Linked DNA regions of Homo sapiens: region 2 is linked to region 1. The links are chromatin loops, found by intact Hi-C in ENCODE. Cell type or tissue: mammary epithelial cell. All regions are shown on one strand. Region 1 overlaps FGGY (FGGY carbohydrate kinase domain containing). Region 2 overlaps FGGY (FGGY carbohydrate kinase domain containing).

Evidence for each region. A loop is a pair of places that touch in the nucleus more often than their neighbours do. Peaks named below come from ENCODE experiments on the same cell type or tissue, not always from the same donor. Only the 100,000 strongest peaks of a DNase experiment are listed, where the experiment ranks them.
Region 2: a loop joins it to region 1, with 3.0 times the contacts of the local background. A loop is called at or near these places in 1 of 110 quality-filtered maps.

Annotation. Positions count from the first base shown.
Region 1 is chr1:59,565,465-59,570,464 of GRCh38, reverse strand. The region is part of intron 8 of FGGY (FGGY carbohydrate kinase domain containing); the gene reads right to left. Among named protein-coding and RNA genes, the nearest start is that of MIR4711, 170 kb to the left of the region's middle. In mammary epithelial cell, a CTCF peak has its summit at 2,098; no DNase peak of the experiment used is centred here.
Region 2 is chr1:59,330,913-59,335,912 of GRCh38, reverse strand. All of the region lies in intron 2 of FGGY (FGGY carbohydrate kinase domain containing), which reads right to left. Among named protein-coding and RNA genes, the nearest start is that of FGGY, 36 kb to the right of the region's middle. In mammary epithelial cell, no CTCF peak of the experiment used is centred here; DNase peaks (open chromatin) are centred at 2,132 and 2,742; H3K27ac peaks cover 1,414 bases.

The DNA.
Region 1 (5,000 bases):
GAAAGGATGGAGATAAAGGGATTCCTCAGTGTGCTCCAAATCTGGCAGGAACTGACTGATTCTCAAACTTGTTTTCCTTCATTTTACATTAATTTTACATTTATTTACTTCACTCTTATATTCATCAAGTGTAAATTTAGAGTACTGTCTATGTACAAGGTGCTCTGCTAGGCACTACGGAAACAATGAAGTAAAGATATAATTGCTACTCTGAAAGAGCTTAAAGCAGTTTTTTTGAAAGTTTTCCATTAGAATCACCTGGGCACATGTTAAAATTACAGATTCTCATATATCCCTTCCAGCAAGACTTAGAGAATCAGACCCTGTGGGAGAGGGGCCTGAGGAATTGCATTTTTAAAACAGTTACCCAGGTATATTTTGTGCACATTAATTGACAGTCACTGGCTTGCAGCTCAATGGAGAATTCACAGTCACAATGGAAATTAGAGACAAGGAACCAGGAACTCTTCTGCAATGAACCAGACATTCACCAGCCGCAGGATCCTTCAATTTGAGTAAATGAAGATGAACCAAGGATTGCAAGATTGCAGTGGACATGGCTCAGGGGTCTGCTCAGATACATATCTGAGTCTTGGCCCTATCATTTATTAGCTGTGGGACACTGAACAAATCACTTAATTTCTTTGAGTCTCATTTGAAAAAAAGAAAACATCTGCTCTGACTGATTCACTTAGTTATTCTGAGCATCAAATTCCATAAGACGTTTAATAAACTCTAAAGCACCAAGGAAAAGTTAGCTCTTACGGTCACAAAAACTTCCATAAACAAGAAAATAATAGAGCCAACCTGTGAGGTTTCTATTAAGCAATCAGAACCACCCCATTTCTCTGAACAATCTCAATCTTTGTTCGTGGGACCCACTTTCTCTTGAATATTACAGCTGTGTTATGTGGTTCTTTCAGGTTCTAACAGCTTTTTACAAAAGCAGAGCTCAAAACTGCACCCAGTTCTGAGGAGGACAGCAAGATATACTTCTGGTACCATGTTAACATAATTCAAGGAATGGGTATAAAATACCACATACTAGCCTGTAATCTCTTTGACCTCAATTCCATCATCTCTCAGATGTGGAAATATATTCTATTGTGCAATTTTATGTGACTGTCCTCTAATGATGCTTAATTTATGTTAAATCTGAATATATTAGGATCATTACCTTTTGTTCTTTTTATTCTGATCTAAGACATGGTTACCATATCTTTCTCTTTCTTATATAGCTATAATTTTTGTCCATTCAGGGATTCGACAATTAGCCTTACATATTTGTTGTGAGGATTAGAAAGTTTATACACAGAATGCCTAGCAGAGAAACTGTCACATGTGAAGTATTTAATAAATCCTAGCTGTCATAATTTTTAAGTATAAATGTGTTCCTTGCCCATTCTTGAACTGTTGTCCCCAAATTCCTCTTCTTTACATACCATGCATAAAAATGAGCAGCCTTTTTTTTTCTGAGTATTTTTTTCTTTTGTAAATCCAAATTTTATATCCTTGAACTTGTGATTTGGTGTTTACTATTTATTTTAATGATGATACAAATTGTTATCTGTTACCGTATCACTTTAAACTAACTTAATTATAAACTATGTGTTGACTACCTACTGTATGCCCTAGAGATAGAACACTGAAGTAGACATTTTTCCCCAACTACTCAAGGAGTTTAGGCTCATGGGAAAGACAGAGAATGAGAAGCAGTGCACCACAGCTATGCATAAACAGCTGTGAAGGCCCAGAGGAGTCATAATCTATTAAACGTGGTGGAGGAAGGGAAGAGGGCCTTAGGAAGGTGACACCTGAACTGGACCTTTGGGGAAGACGCACACACGGACAGTGTAGTAACTAAGAACCCAAGGTTTGTTGTCTCCATACTTTTTGGTTCAACCTCAGCTCTACCTCTTCCTAGCTCTGTGACCTCTCCAAGCTTCAGTTTCCTCATCTAAACACTGGGGGGATGTAATACAATAAGAACACCCCCCCCCGCCCCCCCGACCATAGAATTTGCTGGGAGTAACAACATAGTAAATCCTCAGTATATGCAATGATGATTCTAGTAATGATGCTACTCAACAGGCAGAGGGAGATGTGGCCATTCCAGGCAGGGAAAACAACATGCCCAAAGGCCAGATGAATAAGAGAGCACAGGCTCTTTTCAAGAAAAGCAAGTACAGGTCTACCACACTTCTTCAACCCAAAGCATTTCAAATACCAAAAGTCTTTTCACAATTCATTTGATGGTAAAATCTGATCTGAATGGATCAAGCCATTTAAAGCTGACTTAACCTGTTTGGTGTGAATATTCATATGTTTTACTGTAGAGATATTAGTATGCACGATTACAGGTGCTGCTCCAAACTTCACTGGCAGTGTTATGCATTATATTGTATATATACAGTATTAACTGCCTAAAATCTGGTCATTCTCTATGCTCAAACATCTCTGGTTCCATAGAATTCAAACAAGCGTGTGCAGATGCACCTGCTAGAACACAGGATGAATGGTGAGGGATAGCACGGAATGGTATCAGAGGTAGACAGGGGCAATAATGCTGGATCTCGTATGCCTAGCTAGCATTCAGGAGACTTGACAAAGGATTTTTTATCGACAAAGGATTTTTATCAGGAGAATGAAACCATCAGATTTAATATTCAGGACCAGTTTGACTGTGAGTCTGTGGGAATAAACAGGTCCAAGCAATTTGGTGTTCTGCACACCACAGAAGAATGCACACATATATAAAAATAACTGACCATTTTATCTGTGGGCACCTCTTCTTTTTCCTGGGCCATTCCCTTAATTCCAGAGAAGCTATGCCCTGTCTTCCAAGATCATAGCAAATACATCTGCTAAAGATTACATGGAAACCTGTAATTTTATCATGCAAACAGATGATAGGAGAATAAGTCATGGAAGCCCCAAGACTGCTGTATGTCAAATAGTACCTGGGTAGCTGATCATTCATTCAAAAGCATCTTCCAGTTAAATATTTCCTCAACCAACAGAATTGTGGCTTAGTCTTTGCCTGGTGCCACACAAGGCTACAACGATCAACTAAACAGCCCAAATACAAATTGGCAATTAGTTGTTCTTAATGCTTTTCAATCAGTTTTACATATATATATATATTTTTGGCCTGCTTTGAGGTATAATTCAGTGGACAACTCGGTTGTGCACAGATAAAATTGTGTGACTGACTTAACCAATGCTGCTGTGGCATGTGGGAAGGGTCAGTTAATCAAGGAAAGAACCTAAGGCCTGACCAATAACTTGGTGGTTTATATGCTGTATCTCCCTTTCTCTGCCCAGCCTTTCACTCCATCAGAGAACAGAAATCAAATAGGTATGGCACGATTTCTTCTCCAACAAACCTTTACAGTTGCTAACTGGTATTTTTCTGTCTGTCCTTATGCTCATGTATATATCTATTATTTAACGGACACCTATTATGTGTCAGGTACATACAAGTAAATGGCAATGTACTATTGTATGATATCCTTCTGTTATCTCCCTAAGTAATAAAGACCACACACTAGTATCATCCCATAATGTAACCTAAAAAATGGGCAGTAAGTCTCCTCTTTCTCAAACATCACTATACTCAGTTCTCTAGATGTTTTAAAAATACAAGGGGATAAATTTCATGGTATGTAAATTATCTTTCAACAAAAAGATTTACAACATACATGACAGTATCACTGTCAGTATAACTGACAGTAACTTTCATTTAGGATTTAAGACTTCGGTTTTATTCTAATGCAATATATCCCAAACCCATAAGAACACAGCCAGAAGGTCCACTCATTGTCTCATCTGAACTTTTTTTTTTCTATTGGCAGTAGGGAGCCACTGATGGTTAATTACGTAGGGACTTTCAATTTCATTCCTTCAGTGCTGATTGCTCAAAAAGCTTCCCATTGGTTCTTCTGAGTTCTTTGATCTCACTGTTATTTCTCCTGGGGCTCTAACCATTGGTTAAGTGAAAGAGTAGAAACTACCTCAAACTTCTGACAGCTCTTAAGAGTACTTTCAAAAGATATAAAAATGTAATGTATGAAAAAACAGACATTTGGAACACACAAACAGAATAGGAGAAGAGGATGAAAAACTAAGAGAAAAACAAGGCATAAATACTAAAGCCTCTGAACTAAATGTATGTAGAACTAAATGAGCTCATGCATGCAGGCACTTGGCACGGGACCCAATGCTTGGTTAGGGCTCCACCATGACTGCCTCATCATCTATTTCATCCACACCAAACTTCTGGAAAAGGACAAACCCTCTCCTCTTACTGAGGGTTACTGCCAGGTAACCCTCAGCAGCCACAATATCAGAATCACCCACACAACAGATGTGTGGTAAATAGGAAAAGGAAAAAAAAAATCAATGTGGTTTTCATCATGCTCTCCAAACAAATAGAAAAACATCTTCATGAGTTGGGAAGTCAGCCGCATGTCTTCACATTGCCAAATTTGGTACTTGACCACAGCGCAGCAGGGAACAGGGGAAGATTAAATAGGGAGTCTCATAAATACTCTCTTCCCAGGGGATGATGGTGACAAGTGATGTTGTTTATTTTTATTGTTATCATTAGGCTGGTGGCTTCTTGAAAGGAAGTGATTTGGAAGACTGGGAAAAAGGGAAAATGAAAGCACTGCGGTCTAGCTGTGATCCAGCCTTAACTGTGCAGTTCTCATCAGGCTCTGGGAAAGATCTGCTGTGTAATCACTCTACCTCATTCCCACAAAACACGTGTGTTTATGGTCAACCCATCCCACAGCCTGTGTCTCATCATTCTGCTTATTGTTGAGAGTCTGAGCTCTGGAATCCAACTGCCTGAGTGGCAAACCTATCTGTAAGACTTACGGCCAGGCGCGGTGGCTCACGCCTGTAATCCCAGCACTTTGGGAGGCTTAGGCGGGTGGATCACAATGTCAGGAGATCGAGACCATCCTGGCTAACGCGGTGAAACCCCGTCTCTACTA
Region 2 (5,000 bases), 230 kb after region 1:
CTGATAATATACTTGCATATAAAATATATTTTAAAACTCAAATAATAAGAGGAAAAACAACCCAATGATAACATTGGCAAAAGATGTGGACACTTCTGCAAAGAAAATATACAAATGGCCAATGTACACATGAAAAAGTGCTCAAATCATTAGTCACTAAGGAAATGCAAATTAAAATCACAATAAGATACTACTGCACACTTACTAGAATATTATCACAAAGACTGACAATACCAAGTGTTAGAGAATTGTGGAGAAAGTGATGCCCTTATACATTGCTGATGGAAATGTAAAATACAGCCACATCTTACCACACAACCCGGCAACTTCAATACAAAATATTAACAAACCAAATAAAATAAAATAAAAACATACATCAACACAAAGAATTGTATGTGAATATTCATAGCAGCATTATTGATATTCCCAAGCTGAAAACCAACCAAATATCCATCATAGTTTAACCAACTGTTAAATAAAGTATTGTATATCCATATAACAGAATACTACTCAGCAAGAAAAAGGAACTACTGATATATGTAACAACATGGATGATCCTTAAAAACATTATGCTAAGTGAAAAGAGCCAGATATAAAAGAAAGCACGCTATGTGATTCTATTTATATAAAATTTCTAAAAAGAACACCTATAAAGACAGAAAGCGCCTCTGACTGGGGCTTGGGGTTGACTGCAAACAGGTGTAAGGAAACTTTTGGAGTAATAAGTGTTCTAAAACTGGAGTAGGTGATGATTGCACCACTGTATAAATTTACAAAATAACAGCATTATACATTTACAATGGCTGGATTTTATGATATATAAATCATACATCAAGCTGTTAAATACTTTTAAAACGAGTTGAGCTATGAAAGATAAAATGGAAAGACATCCATGATATATTAGTAAGGTTTTAAAAAAAAGAATATGCAACAAATTGTTAATAGTGGTTGCTCCTGAGGGTGGAACTGCAGGAGGAGGATATAGATTTTACACTTGTTTGTATAATTTTTAAAGTTGTAGAATAATAGATTTATCGATTAATTCTATTTTTTATTTTTGTTTCTATGGTTTCCTTTATAGAAAAAGCATGAGCGACCAGTTTCTATTAACTTAAAACATGACTACAACCTTTTAAATCCCATAAAAGTCAACTCAAAAATGTCCATCCTCATTTAGTGAAATTCACCTTAAAATATATAATTATTTTTTTCCTGTTTGGAAATACCAGATTTATAATTTAGAATTCCATTTCTTACTATTTAACATGTTCCTCAAACAAGAGCTTCACATAATTATGAGAAATGTCCAAAAAAGAAAAGCAGTAATTTTTTTCAAGTCATATTAATAAAGCATTGCCATATATTGAACATCTACTATGTGCCATATGTTTGACATACATATTATTTAATCCTTACAAAGCCCTCCAAAAGAAACATTTAATATTAGTTTTTCATGAAAAACAAGTGGGGGCCGGGTGCAATGGCTCACGCCTGTAATCCCAACACTTTGGGAGGCCAAGACGGGAAGATCACTTGAGGTCAGGAGTTTGAGACCAGCCTGGCCAACACGATGAAACCCCATCTCTACTAAAAAATACAAAAACTAGCCAGGTGTGGTGCCATGTGCCTGTAGTCCCAAATACTAGGGAGGCTGAGGCAGGAGAACTGCTTCAACCCAGGAGGCAAAGGTTGCAGTGACCCAAGACCATGCAACTGTACTCCAGCCTGGGCGACAGAATGAGACTCCATCTCAAAAAAAATAAAACAAAATAAAAGAAGTGGATGATTGGCGAGGGAAAGGGTGAACAGCAGGCACAGAGAGGTTAAGGAACTTGCACTTGTCACACAGCCAGTAGATTGCAGAGCCAGAATTCAAACTCAGTGTCTATTTTCTTTCCATTATACCATACTGCTCACCTCTGTCATCAGATAATTTCCTGTTGCCCAAGAGACTCATCCTGTGGAAAGGACATGTGATCTAGAGAACACTTGCTGCTGACCCATCTGTGACTGCTGGTAGTACCTTGACCCACAGTACCAAGTGAATACCCAGATGCCTTCACCACACTGATCTATCTAGACTTACAGTGTGAGGACCAAACCCATTTCCTGACAGGCAGTATGGCCTCATGACAATGAGTCACAAAGACTTGAATTCAAATCCTAGCTCTGCCACCATGGCTACGTGGCTGAAGGCAAGTTACACAATTCTAGCCATTGCAACTCCTCTCTTGCTTTGCTGGTTCATGTTTCTATAGCATTTACAGGTATGGCTATTTCTGCCTGGAATGTCCTTACAACTTGGCTTGGAAATCACTGGATAGTAGTTAAATCAGCGACTTTGGGGGCAGAAGACCTGAGTCTGAAATCTGGTTCTACTATTTCCGAGTTATATAACTTTGTGAAGTCAGATAAGCAGCTTCCTTGGCAGTACAAAACTATTACCTAAACCTGCATCTCCCAATGATATGAGAATTCAGCAAAATAAGGTGTGATGAGCTCAACATCTGGCATCAGTGCACAGTAAGTAGCAGTTTATATTAGAGCAAATTAGTTGCTTCAAATCTTTCCATGTGGGATACCAATCAATCAATCACCCAGCCCTAACTTCTACTTGCTATGTGGCCCAATTGGCTTCTGTGCCCAGAAAGTGCATGTCTGACTTGGGTAAGCCCATCTCACACAGGTCTGCAGTTAGTCAAAAGAGGACTTGGGTGAGAAAATATAGATGACTCAAACTCCATACCACAAGGCAGTTTGGGAGTAGAAACAAACACAGGATGTGGTGTCCAAAGAACTTCCTTCTGGTGCCAACTCCACCACTTCTAGGTCAGGTAATCCTGCACTAACTCCATCAACTTTCTGAGCCTCAGTTTCCTGAGTGAGAGATACCTCCCAAGTAAGAATCAAAGGCTTTGAATGGGATCAGTGGAGTCTGAAATTACTTTGAAACCAGTAAACCTTTATAGAAAATAGGATAGGAAATGCACTCAATGCCTTATTGTGTTCATGGAATGTTTTTATGTACAAAGCACAGCATGCTTGCTCTCTGTGTCACGTAAGCACATATAAAAATGACAAGCAAAAAGAGTAGGAATAGAAAAAATTGGATAGACTCAAATCTTTCTAAGAATCATGGCGGGAGTAACCTAGTAGGAGCAAGGAAAATATTTTCTTCAATGTATGTTATGAATCCCCTCAACAGACCTACAGAGTGCTCAATATTACAATCATGGCCTTCAGTCACAAAGACTCAGCGTCTCTATCTTTCAAACAGAGACCTCTCACAAGAAACTGGAAGAGTAACTGTGGCATGCATTTAAACCTGATCTAGCTAGGTAGCCACTACTATTTCCCCAGCCTTACAAGGAAATGCCTTATGATCATGCTCATCCACAGCTGAGGAACATCGCCATTCCCAACCCCTCACCCCACACCATCTAAACCATCCCAGAAAGATGACTGTCAGAGTCACACTACCCAGAAGGCCTCTGGGGCTTGACCTGGTGACCTAAGAATTCTTTTTTATATTCTTATTAATGGAAGAAGAAAGCAGCCCAGTAATCTCATTGTAACAGCTTGGAATCAAGAGAATTTCCCTAGCTAGAGAGAAAGCACATTGCTCTTCTAAAGAATTTCCAGAGAAAGAGATTTCTGCAACCTCATTTGGTAACCTGTTCCATGTCTAACAACTGTCAACTCGTAGCTATGGGGCAGCAAACAAATATTTGGGGAAGGGATTGTGTATCACTTTCTTCTTATTGTGGGAAATGGTTCAATTCTGCATGTGTTTTAAATCAGCAAGATCTGCCATATTGGGTGGGGAGATGGTGTTTCTTAGAAACCCTCCAAACTGAGAACTGGAGGGTCAGATGCATACCTGGTTTTATCCTTAGCTCTATTTAGAGCAAGGGTCAAAGCCTGGGGCTTCATAGACATAATCCAGCTTGCAGTAGAGTTCTGAGTGGCAGGTACTGTATTCTTTTAAATCTTGATTTGAATGCCTTTGTCAGCTTTGGGGGCGTGCGAGGAGTTATGCAATCACCAGTTCCCTCAGGCTCCATCACTACCTGTTGGTTACACAGTTCAATCACTCACTTAGCCATAAGTCCTTAGCGAAAATAATCAAGCCCCTTCTAGGGTCAGGCTGTGCAGAATTTTCTCTTCTAGGTATTGGAAAAACAATGGAGAGAAAAACTTTTTTTTTTAATCCTTGCTCTTTTGGAGATTACATTTTAGTAGGGATAGACAATACCCAATAAATCAAATAAATTACATAGTGTAGATATAGTATACTAGCAAGTGATTACTCAGGGGGATTAGGAATGCAAGGAGGAGGTGGTTCCTATGCAAGATGCAAGTGAAATTTGAGGATACACCTGAAAGACATGAGGAGTGGACCTCATGGAAATCTGGGGGAAGAGTGTTCCAGGCAGGGGAACAGCGAGCGCAGAGGTCCTGGGAGGGGGAACAGCAAGAAGACAAATACAGCTTGTGTTGGGGCGTGCATTACCTGGAAGGCCCTTGAAGGCAGTCAATTTTGTAAAAGCTACTCTAGTGACCAGTGAAGTAAATAAACCCAGTCCTAATCCTTTACCTACGTAGCATCCCAGCTTAGGTATGGTATTGCCATTTGATGATAAGATGATGAAATAAAGGCCAAATACTCTCATTTATATCAGTGACCCCAACATTCTGCCAAGAACTGAAACTCAAATAGCCTCTACCTCCTTCCTCTCCATTGTTGCCAAGTCCAGTTACGCCTGCCTTCCTAAAGCCTCTCAGTCTCAGCCCTCCTATTTATTCCTCTGCCAATAGTCTAATCTAGCCATTTATTATTAAAAATATTAAGCACCTATATGTGCCAGACACAGAGAACATATCCTGGTCAAGAGAGACGTGGTCCCAGTCTTCCCAAAGTTTATAGTTTAAAAAAAAAAAAATCTCAGCCTCTGAAACTCATCAGGATGTCTGCCTCCTGACATCCTTAAATTTAGTTT